2 separate regions of the Homo sapiens genome follow, and region 1 is linked to region 2. A link is an interaction called in ENCODE POLR2A ChIA-PET data of the cell type or tissue named here. Cell type or tissue: IMR-90. All regions are shown on one strand. Links, peaks and the distances in the headings refer to the core of each region. The heading gives the core; the rest is flanking DNA. Region 1 overlaps ERCC6L2 (ERCC excision repair 6 like 2). Region 2 overlaps PTCH1 (patched 1).

Region 1 (5,379 bases), core at 153-5,152, 410 kb before region 2:
ATAAACAGGCAAAGGTGCATACAAGCAAATACAGTAATGTCTCTATAAAACAATGCTAATTTTTTTTTTCCCTAAATGCCATGTTTATTCTGTAAACAGGCTCAGAAATGTAGACACAGGCCGGGCGTGGTGGCTCACGCCTGTAATCCAAGCACTTTGGGAGGCAGGCAGATCACGAGGTCAGGAGTTCAAGACCAGCCTGGCCAAGATGGTGAAACCCTGTCTCTACTACAAATACAAAAATTAACCGGGCATGGTGGCGTGCGCCTGTAGTCCCAGCTACTTGGGAGACTGAGGCAGAATAATCGCTTGAACCCAGGGAGGCGGAGCTTGCAGTGAGCCAAGATCACGCCACTGCACTCCAGCCTGGGTGACAGAGTGAGACTCCGTCTTAAAAAAAAAAACAGACACAATTTGTAGGTTGAGAAATCTCTGTGTAGTTGTTACTTCACAACAGCAGGACTGATGATGGCTTCTGAGCATATTAACCTACCATTTTTCTGTTTTTAAAAAACACAATGAGAATGGATTCCAAATGGCTTATTTCTCTAACTGATGGTCACATTTTTCTGCTCTAGTCTTTAAGAACAAGTCGAGCCTTCACTTCAGCCACCACCTCTTTGGCTCTTAGGCCTCAACAATCCCAAGAGTAGACATGAAGCCAGTCCTAGGCCCCCCGACTTGTAAAAATCAGGCCGTCCTTTTCCACACAATTCTCAGAGTAGCTGTAATGACTTCCATTCATCATTTTGTCTTTAGCAAGTAGGTATGTTGTAACTTTACTTCCAAAACCTATTTCATGAGCCAACAGACCTGCAGGACCTGAATAAATGGTAGCTATGAGGCCCTTCTCGTTTTCTTGTTCCTTCAGTATCTCTCTCAAGGCAGCGGACTCAAATAAAATCTGTGCACCCAGATTACCTCCTGTTAGAAACATCGTGTCATTTGGTCCCTCTTTTTTGCATCTTCAAGACTGACATCAGGACAAATAACAACATCACAGCTACACTGTAGTGGGTCTTTTCCAGCCAGACCTGCAATGGTGACCTTAATCTCAGCTTGTCTCATCATGTCTACAGGGCTGACTGCCTCCATTTCCTCTGCTCCTTTAGCCAGGATGACCACAACTCTTTTGGAAGCTATTTTTATCTTTTATTTTTTAAAGACCCAAACCAGACTGAAGAAGGATGCATGGCAGCACACATCCAGCCTGCCCCCTCCTGATGCTAGATTTTTAAAAAATGTTTATATAAAATATTTAGTACAGCCTGACCCCAACCTTAAATATAAAAGTACATATAAGAAAAAAAGAGAATATAGAAGTTGGTGGTCAATGATTGAAGTACAAAGGTATCTTCAGTTATTTATTATTATTAAACATAGTACCAATTACTCAATATTTCTTATGTGTCATGCATTTCAGAGTAACCATGTGAGGCAGGCACTATTATCATCACTACCATTTAACAGAGGAAGAAACCCAGGTTCCAGGGCCTCACAAATTGCTCCAAGTCACAAAACTCTAAGCAGAGGTGCTGCAAGTCACAAATACTCTAATCAAATAGTATTTGATTTCAGAGGCCAAGCTCTAAACCTCTATGAACAATTCTTTTCTTATACTTTTGTACTGTTCCTACTAGACAGATAGCTAAATCACATATATGAAGTTGCATAAAACATTTTTAAAAGTGAGAGTTCATGAAGTATCTCAATTTAGTAACAATATTTGCTTTAGATAAATATCAAAAGTCAGATGTATCTATTTCCCCAACTTGCATATCAATATCGTATTTTCCTTTCAAATCTATCTTTTTAAAGAAACAATCAAGAGGATACACTAAAATTAGAGGGCATTTCATAGGATTGCCCTTATTTGGGACAACATTAATTAGGTTTAGTTCCATAGTAATCTACAGAACCTTTATTCCATTGCCCAAGCTAGAAGAAACACAAGATGAAGAACTATAAAAGAAGACTACTATATTTTTTTAAAATCCTCTTGAAGTCCACTCCTCATATTTTCTTGAACAATTTAACAATGTAGTTTTCCTACAAATTCTAAAAGTTAGGTTAGTTGTGTAACTGCAAATAGCATTCTACAAGAAACAAACCTATATATTTTTTAAAAAGCTCTTAACCACTTTGATCCTACAGCTAGAATTAAGGTACCAAAGAATACACTGTGTGGTGGATAGTACACAGTATAGGAAGGACAACGTGTGAACAGAAAACACACTGCAGAGAGAAGCTCTTCCTTCTTTACTGGGGAAAAACTGCATCAAAAGTTTTGATGAGGCCAGGCACGGTGGCTCACGCCTGTAATTCCAGTACTTTGGGAGACCGAGGCAGGTGGATCACCTGAGGTCAGGAGTTCGAAACCAGCCTAGACAACATGGCGAAACCCTGTCTCTACTAAAAATACAAAAAAATTAGCCAGGCGTGGTGGTGCACATATGTAATCCCAGTTACTCGGGAGGCTGAGGCTGCAGAATCGCTTGAACTTGGGAGGCGGAGGTTGCAGTGAGCCAAGATCGCGCCACTGCACTCCAGCCTGGGTGACAGAGCCCGACTCTGTCTCAAAAAAAAAAAAAAAAGGTTTTGATGAGAAATGAGTTTAATGTATACTAATAATAAACCTGTTAGCTAACAGGTTAATAAAGTCAGTAAGGAAAACAACTGAGCTCAATCAATGGTTTCTGAAATTCTGCGCGCAACAATTTTTTCCATACAGAATAAAAGGCAAAAAACTGTATTTACAAAATGCCACAGGAGACAGACTTTTTCTTAAAAAGGAAAAAAAAAATATGACCACAAATTAATAATATATACAAATGCGGTTCTTACCCGGTCTTCCTTCTTAGGCAACTGATCCTTGATAAGAGTCTTGGTGCGCCTGAGAAACCAGCCAGACATCTTTTTGGCAAGTCTTTGCATGGCCTTTCGGCCAGTGGCTAGTTCTCTCTTTGTTGCCGTGTGTCTCTGACCATGTTCTACTGGGTCAGAAAACTGCTTCTTGAAGTAGGTCCCACTCCCTAAAAGGCCTGGCACAGCCCTTTATAAAGACAATAAGAAAAATGTAAGGGCTTTATTATCTAAAAACACTAACTTCTTGCTTCTAAGAGATATACTACATTACTTGATTATCAACGGTAACAAAAACAAAAGCCAAGAAAACAGAATGTTCTTTCTTTACGACAGTTTCAGGTTCTAACTATGATATGAGGATGAAACTGGCAGTGAACATGTATATTTACTTCAGGGACCAAGAGTAATATATATAAAGATAGGTTTTCATGGGACTCTCTACTGTGTATACCACATCTGGGATCAAACACATCTAAAACCAGACAAATGACTGTTTCGTTTGTTTGGAAACTAATGATTAGCAAACAAGACCGTATTCAGCTGAAGAACTATTAAACAATTTTTTAAAAAGTGTTTTCTCTCACCAGTCCATAACACACCACAGTTCCTTCATGTTGTTCTGAAGGATGGTTCCAGTGAGGCCAATGCGGACATTACATTTCAAAGCTTTCATAACTTCTGTTACTCTAGCTTTTGGATTCTTGATTCTATGAGCTTCATCCACAATGACAGCTGACCATTCCAAACTATAAAGTAAGAAAAAAGAAGGGTGAGGTTGAGAAAACTTCCTTTCTTAGTCCTTACAATTTTAGACAGTAGCTTTCTCTATCAAAGTTTTGGAATTATTTTTTCCTTTTTACTCTTTGATGACTCCATTGGATTCTTACCCACTTAGTTAAATGGTCACACCCTTGGACAGTCGACAAAAATAAAATGCGTAGAAAAGAAAGGGTATAGACATTCTTTAATGATGGTAAAAAGAAAAATTTCATTTAAACATCACTGAAATGACAATAAAGGAATTTTTTAAAGTAACAAACCAGAAAAACAAATATAAAAGAAATAAAACTTGCAATGTTTTATTGCAATATTTTTCTGAATGAAAAATATCAATATAAACTCATGATTTTTAAAAGCTGTATTCCATAGCCCTGTCCACTAAGAAAGTTTAGAGTTGATTGTTACCCCAGTAGCAATGAGCACCCATAGTGGTCTCTTTACTGAAAGGAATGAGAGCCTCACGGAAGAATGGAGAAACAGCTGATTTCAGGCATATGTTGGGGGAAACACTGAACAGCCGAAAAGCACAGATGTATCTAAAGACAAATGCGAATATGTCCAAAGAATAGAGACGCCAGCCTAATTGGAATATTTGAGCATTGTTACAAATATTGACTACAATTGAAAATATTGAATAAACAAAAATCCAGGAGTTCTATGAAAAAAATGAATTTAAACACTTACTTCACACCACACATGAAAATTAACTAAAAACAGATCACAGACCTAAATATGAACTCAAACTTTTAAAAAATGGGAAAAAAAATTTGCGACTCTGGATTAGGCACGTATTTCTTAGATATGACACAAAACTTATAGTCAATTAAAAATAGTGTGATAAGTTGGACTTCATCAAAGTTAAAAACTTTTGCTCTTCCAATGACACCATTAAGAAAATAAAAAGACATGCTACAGACTATATTGCAAATCATAATCTGATACAGGACTTGTATACAGAATATATAAAGAATTATTACAACTCAGCCAGGCACAGTGGCTCATGCTTGTAATCCCAGCACTTTGGGAGGCTGAGGCGGGTGGATCACGAGGTCAGAAAATCAAGACCATCCTGGCCAACATGGTGAAATCTTGTCTCTACTAAAAATACAAAAATTAGCTGGGCGCGGTGGCGTGTGCCTGTAGTCCCGGCTACTCAGGAGGCTGAGGCAGGAGAATCACTTGAACCAGGGAGTCAGAGGTTGTAGTGAGCCCAGATTGCGCCACTGCACTCTAGCCTGGTGACACAGCAAGACTCCGTCTCAAAAAAAAAAATTATTATAACTCAACAAAATTTAAAACAACCCAATTAAAACATGAGCAAAAGATTCTAATAGACACCAAATGTCTATCTGAAGATATAGATGTCAAATAAGCACATTAAAAAATTCTCAGCATCATTAGTTATTAGAGAACTGCAAATTAAAACATGAAATACCACAACACACCCACTAGAATGGCTATGATAAAAATGATTAACAATATCAAGTGTTGGTAAGGATGTGGAGAAACCAGAATCCTCAAACACTGCTTTTGGAAAAGCACAGCGATTGTTCTAAAACAGATGGCGGTTTCTTAAAAAGTTAAACATATACTTAGCATAAGACCTCACAATTCCATTCCTAGGTATCTATCCAAGAAAAATGAAAACTTAGGTGCAAAGACTTGTATGTGAATGTTCACAGCAGCAAATTTGTATAGCCATAAACTGGGAACAATTAAATGTCCATCAGCTGG
Region 2 (5,328 bases), core at 1-5,000:
CCGGGCGGGTGCGCGCAAGCGGGCGTGGGCGCGCGGGCCGCGACTCCCCGGCGCTCACTCCTCCCTTCTGCTTCGTCCCCAGGGGAAGGCTACTGGCCGGAAAGCGCCGCTGTGGCTGAGAGCGAAGTTTCAGAGACTCTTATTTAAACTGGGTTGTTACATTCAAAAAAACTGCGGCAAGTTCTTGGTTGTGGGCCTCCTCATATTTGGGGCCTTCGCGGTGGGATTAAAAGCAGCGAACCTCGAGACCAACGTGGAGGAGCTGTGGGTGGAAGGTAAGAGCGCCCGCCGCGGCGCCCGCGCCCCCGGCCCGGTCCCTCCTCGCGGTTGATAGAGATATTCGCCAGCGCACACCTAGAGCCTGGCTGCGGCCGGCGAAACCCCCTGCCCGCACCCGGGGGATTGTTTATTGTTTGGGCGCCTGGCCGGGAGCCAGGCCCGCCCGACAAAGGCCGCGCTGTAATCTACTCGGGGCGCTGCGCCGGCCGAGGTGTGGTGGGAGAGAGCGGCGGGGGCGGGACGGGGGCGCGGGGCCCCTCCGGGACGGACCACTCTGCGCGCCGGGGGCCCCGGGCCCGCCGCCGCTGCCGCTGTCCGCCTGGGCCGCGCCCCGAGAGGCGCCCCGGGGCTGGCCTCTCCCGGCCCCGCTCCGCGGCCCGGCTTTCTTCTCTCCCCCACCCCCACCCACCGCGTCCAAAGAAAAAGGAGTCGGGGAGAGCCAGAGGCCACCCCTCCGGCTGGCTGGAGTGTGCGCGCCCCCGGCGGCCGCGGCCGCCGCGCTGGGGAGGGCCGGGGGCGGGCGCAGCGCGGGGCTGCGGAGGCGGCGGCGTGTGTGGTCCTGTTTTTGGACAGCTTTCAACTCTGAGGGAAAAAAACATTTGTCTCAAGGTACAAAAAACGCGGGGTGGGGGTGGAAGGAGTGGAAAAAAAAATAGTAAGGCACAGACTGGAACGCATGTTTGCAAAGTAGATTAATGTTTCCTCGCGGGTGGGGGCTTTTTACATGGAATTATTCTGGGGGAAGGCTGCATTTTGCAGGCAAAGAAAAGAAATGTTTTAAGAACGCGGGGTTGAAGGGACCTCTCAGAGGGGTTCTGCCAGTCTTTTATCCACGTTCCTCAGTTTTGGGGTTCTTGAGACCTTAGCAAAGCAGTTGCAGATTTAAAATAGATATATATTTTTTCGAAGACAAACATTTTTACATTATTTTGGTGACAAAGGTTTCAATTTTTTTCCCCCGCTGGTTTCTTATTTATCTTTTTGGCAAGTTCCAAATCCTGCTATTTGGAAACACTTTAACCCTAAACACCACTTTGGGCATCCCTTACCTTACAAGAGGGTAGTAGGGGAGGGTAGAGGTGACTAGGTAGATAATTCAAACCAAAATACCTGGAGCATTCCTCCGGACAGCATGTGGAAGCTGAAGAGTTATGCGCATAATCGCTTCAGTGATCCCTTTCAGGATGCTGTTGGAGACCTTGAAGAATATTTCCTTAATCTCTCCTTGTTTGTGAAGATTCAGCTTGCAGAGTTTTGCAAGCCTGGGGTGGAGTTGGAGTATTTAGTTGAGAAGTGACAATTAAAATAATAGTCTACATAATTAAGACAAAACATTCCTGCCTTAAGTAGTTTGGTAATTAATACAAAAGCGTTCTTTGGATTGAATCCATGGAGTAATTTACCTCAGTTCAGCGATTCAGTATCACTGGTAGATAAAAGAAGGGTTTTATCGAGCAGCTATTATGCTCCTAGCAACAAGTTTCTTGAGCACCTATGATGTCCCTAGCACTGTGTTAAGCACCATAAGAGACTCAAGTGTGTGCGACACTGCACAATTTAAAACTATTAGAATTCGATGCATTTGGACTACATTTGGGTTCACAGCTGAAATGGGCTGTGAAAGTTACAAGAGGGTGGTAGGGGGTGGGGGGAGAGAACTGGAGACGGTAGGGGAAGGAGGGCATTTTAGGCATGGGCGGGACACCAGCAGGGGCCCCAGCTGAGGAGTTTGGAAGTGATGTGATTGGCTAGACTGTAGGGGCGCTGCCGTAGATTCTAGGACAGAATAGGGCATGAGGACAGGGAGGGCCGCTGCCGTAGATTCTTGGACAGAATAGGGCATGAGCACAGGGAGGGCCGGCTCATCCACCACTTGATCCAACCTGTATTTGTTGCCATCGGATGAGGATGACAAAACGTGATTTTGTGGTGTTCTTAGCAAGAGTTTTCAGTGGACCTTTGACATGTTGAAGGAGATAGAATGTGATTTATTTTCTTAACATTGCATATTTCTGGAAATAACTTGCTTTCTGCATAACACGACCCATTTCAAGTCCTGGAAGGAGATGCAGTGTGCTTCCTAGCAGTTTTATGGGAGCTGCCAGTTGTGTAGTGAGAGGGAGTAAAGTTTTTCTTTTTCAATGGACTGGATGAGGACACTTCTGAGGGGCACACTCACTTTGCTTACTTTTGGCAGTTTCAGCATGACTCACTGGTCTTGGGCCAAATGTTATTTACTCAGTACTAATACTGTCACTTGTTGAGCAACTGCCATGTACCAGGCATTTGTTATATATTATCGCATGCCTTACGATTCAATAAAATAGCTATTATTATCTTTTTTTTTTTTTTTTTTTTTTTTTTTTTTTTTTTTTTTTTTGAGACGGAGTCTCGCTCTGTCGCCCAGGCCAGACTGCGGACTGCAGTGGCGCAATCTCGGCTCACTGCAAGCTCCACTTCCTGGGTTCACGCCATTCTCCTGCCTCAGCCTCCCGAGTAGCTGGGACTACAGGCGCCCGCCACCGCGCCCGGCTAATTTTTTGTATTTTTAGTAGAGACGGGGTTTCACCTTGTTAGCCAGGATGGTCTCGATCTCCTGACCTCATGATCCACCCGCCTCGGCCTCCCAAAGTGCTGGGATTACAGGCGTGAGCCACCGCGCCCGGCCCTATTTTGTTTTTATAACATGATAGTGGATGTAATGTCTTTATGATGAGGATTGTCCCATTTTACAGATGGGAAACTATGGGTTGTCTGTTTGTCTCCAGGTCTACTTTGCCTACTAATGACATAAGTCACTTGTTCTGTTGCCCTGTCCTTGATCTCTCATTCATTCATTCATTCATTCATTCTGTGCTAGATTCTCCCCCTAGAGAAGAAGCGACAGTTTCATAAATGCAGATAGACCCAACTAGAGAGGTGACTATACAACAGTAGCCATATAGATTTAATTTCATTTTCAAAGCAGAAGTGATTGTGTAGAGATCTTGTTTGTGACAGAGTGAGCTGAGTGTTCACGTCAGCAGTAAGTAGTGTGAGCATTTGCATTCAGGAGTAAGATTTCCCTGCTGTCCTATACCTCAGTGGACGTCCGTGAATTGAAGTGAGTAATAGCTCCACATTTAAGTTCATTTTGTGCATCAGTCTCATAGATAAATTCCTCATCACTATCAGCAAAGAAATCTGTTAGATGCTGCTTTCTTGGTAGGTTGTTCTTAAGGTTCTAGACATGAATTTTTATATGAACTGGGCATCAACAGAGTGCTTGCTACACAAACGAAATGGATAGAGGTAGCATATTGCCCTAGTTAGAAAACAACAGAAGAGAGGAAAGTATGAGATTTTAAGGGGAGAGGGATGCTGAGGGATAGTTTGGAAGAAGCTCCTTCTCCTGCGGTTTAAAATCACAGGAGCGTGTGTGTGTATGCACATTGTCTTATTCTGCATATCCTCCTATCTGCCAAAGGCATGTTAATGTTATCTTTTTAATACAGCCAGCAAATTAAAGGGATCCACTCGAAAGGCTGTGTCTTCAAATTGACTTTCATGCTTTGTTTAACATGCTGGGGAAATGTGGCTTTATAAAGAGTTGGCTTTATAAAGAGGGCAGAATACATCAGCCACAATGTGCAGACTAATATATGCTAGATGAGAAAGAGTCCGTGTGTGTGCATGCGCGTGTGTGTGCGTGTGTAGGAATTGGTGATAAGAATTATTGTATTCTGTTGTTAAAATGTCCATATAATGATTGCCTTTTAATAAACTGTCAATTATATGTTAAGATACCAGCTTGAGTTTTAGGGTTATAGTGTTTGCTAATCAAAATTGTCAAATCAGTTTCACATATGTGCGGAGTAATGAGGTTTGATAGAGAATATGTTGACTGATGTAGTGGACATCTGCTGTTGCAGAAACACATGACCATGGCAGCAAGGTGGGGGAGAAACTAATTGTCATTGTATAAAAATAGAAGCGTTCATTCTGCACATGTTCTCAGTACCTACTCTGCACCACCATTGCAGAAAGCTCTCCAGAGAGATGTTGGTGAAAAGCCACAGTCTCTGCCCTCAGGGGAACTCCATCCAAACATTCAGCAGGTACACGGACTGGTGTGTGGGTAGTTAACATGAAGGACAGCAGTGCCAAGATGGCAGGAAAATCGGGGACATCTTCCAGGATGGCCTCAAGGGTGGAGGCCTGAGCTAGGCACAGGGGCTGGAGGGGAGAGGGTAGGGGGCATTCAGGGCAGAAGGAACAGCATAGGCAAAGGCTCAGAGAACAGGAATGTGGCCTCCTGGAGGGCAGCCTCCCTTTGTGGGTCGTTGAGGTTGGGTGGGAGCCTGGAAGCTGGGCTCGTCCCTCAGGGCCATTTCACAGAAGTCTCCCTGCTTGGCTGGGGGCTGTCAGCTCTTCCTACTAGCCATCCCTGTCTCACGAGTGTGCTCACGTGTTGGCCTCTAGTGTTTTCCCTGGAGCCACGAATGCTTCACCTGGATCTCACCTTTCTGGGCACAGACTGGTGTTATTTTTAATCTTGCCTGTTTCTTTGTTGGTATTTCCTTTTTGTTAAGCAGTTTTAACCCATCTCCCTCAGTATCTATTTCTTTTCATATCAGCCCCCTCACTGCAGCCCTCCCTCAGAACAAGTTTCTTGTCAAGCTTCTCCAGCGATAGAACATTCATTTATTTCTTTGAGCTTTTTGTTTTTTCTAAAAGCTTGCCCAGCTCCTGGCCTCCTTTTCTGCAGAGGGCAGCAGCCTTGTAATGAATCCATATTGCTTTGGTGTTTGGATGTTAACATTGCTGCAGGCCAGCGTCAAGGAAGAAGGAGGCAAGTTGTGACTTTGACTTTTTTTTTTTTTTAAGAAAAATAGAAGAAATTGTTTTTTAAAATACATGCTTGGTATGTGTAAGTGCTTTCAAGTTTGTACCTTGCTAGTGTTAATGCTTTCAGTGTTCTTGAACTCAGGCAATCAGTTGTAGGAGATAACTGAGTTTCACCACTCCTTCAATTTGGAGCAAGGTCCCTCAACCTCAGGACTATTGACA

Evidence for each region. Peaks named below come from ENCODE experiments on the same cell type or tissue, not always from the same donor. Only the 100,000 strongest peaks of a DNase experiment are listed, where the experiment ranks them.
Region 1: POLR2A ChIA-PET joins it to region 2 with 22 read pairs; 5 of 35 experiments call an interaction of 5 or more read pairs at or near these places.

The regions. Positions count from the first base shown.
Region 1 is chr9:95,913,900-95,919,278 of GRCh38, reverse strand. ERCC6L2 (ERCC excision repair 6 like 2) reads right to left here. Exons shown (of 19, transcript NM_020207.7): 5 at 3,450-3,611; 6 at 2,845-3,052. It also overlaps the pseudogene PARK7P2. Among named protein-coding and RNA genes, the nearest start is that of ERCC6L2-AS1, 41 kb to the right of the region's middle. In IMR-90, for the core only: no CTCF peak of the experiment used is centred there; no DNase peak of the experiment used is centred there.
Region 2 is chr9:95,501,354-95,506,681 of GRCh38, reverse strand. It overlaps PTCH1 (patched 1), which reads left to right. Exons shown (of 24, transcript NM_000264.5): 2 at 83-275. Among named protein-coding and RNA genes, the nearest start is that of PTCH1, 5.2 kb to the left of the region's middle. RefSeq lists silencers at 1-80, 511-570, 731-790. In IMR-90, for the core only: no CTCF peak of the experiment used is centred there; DNase peaks (open chromatin) are centred at 831 and 2,491; H3K4me3 peaks cover 1,390 bases; H3K27ac peaks cover 510 bases.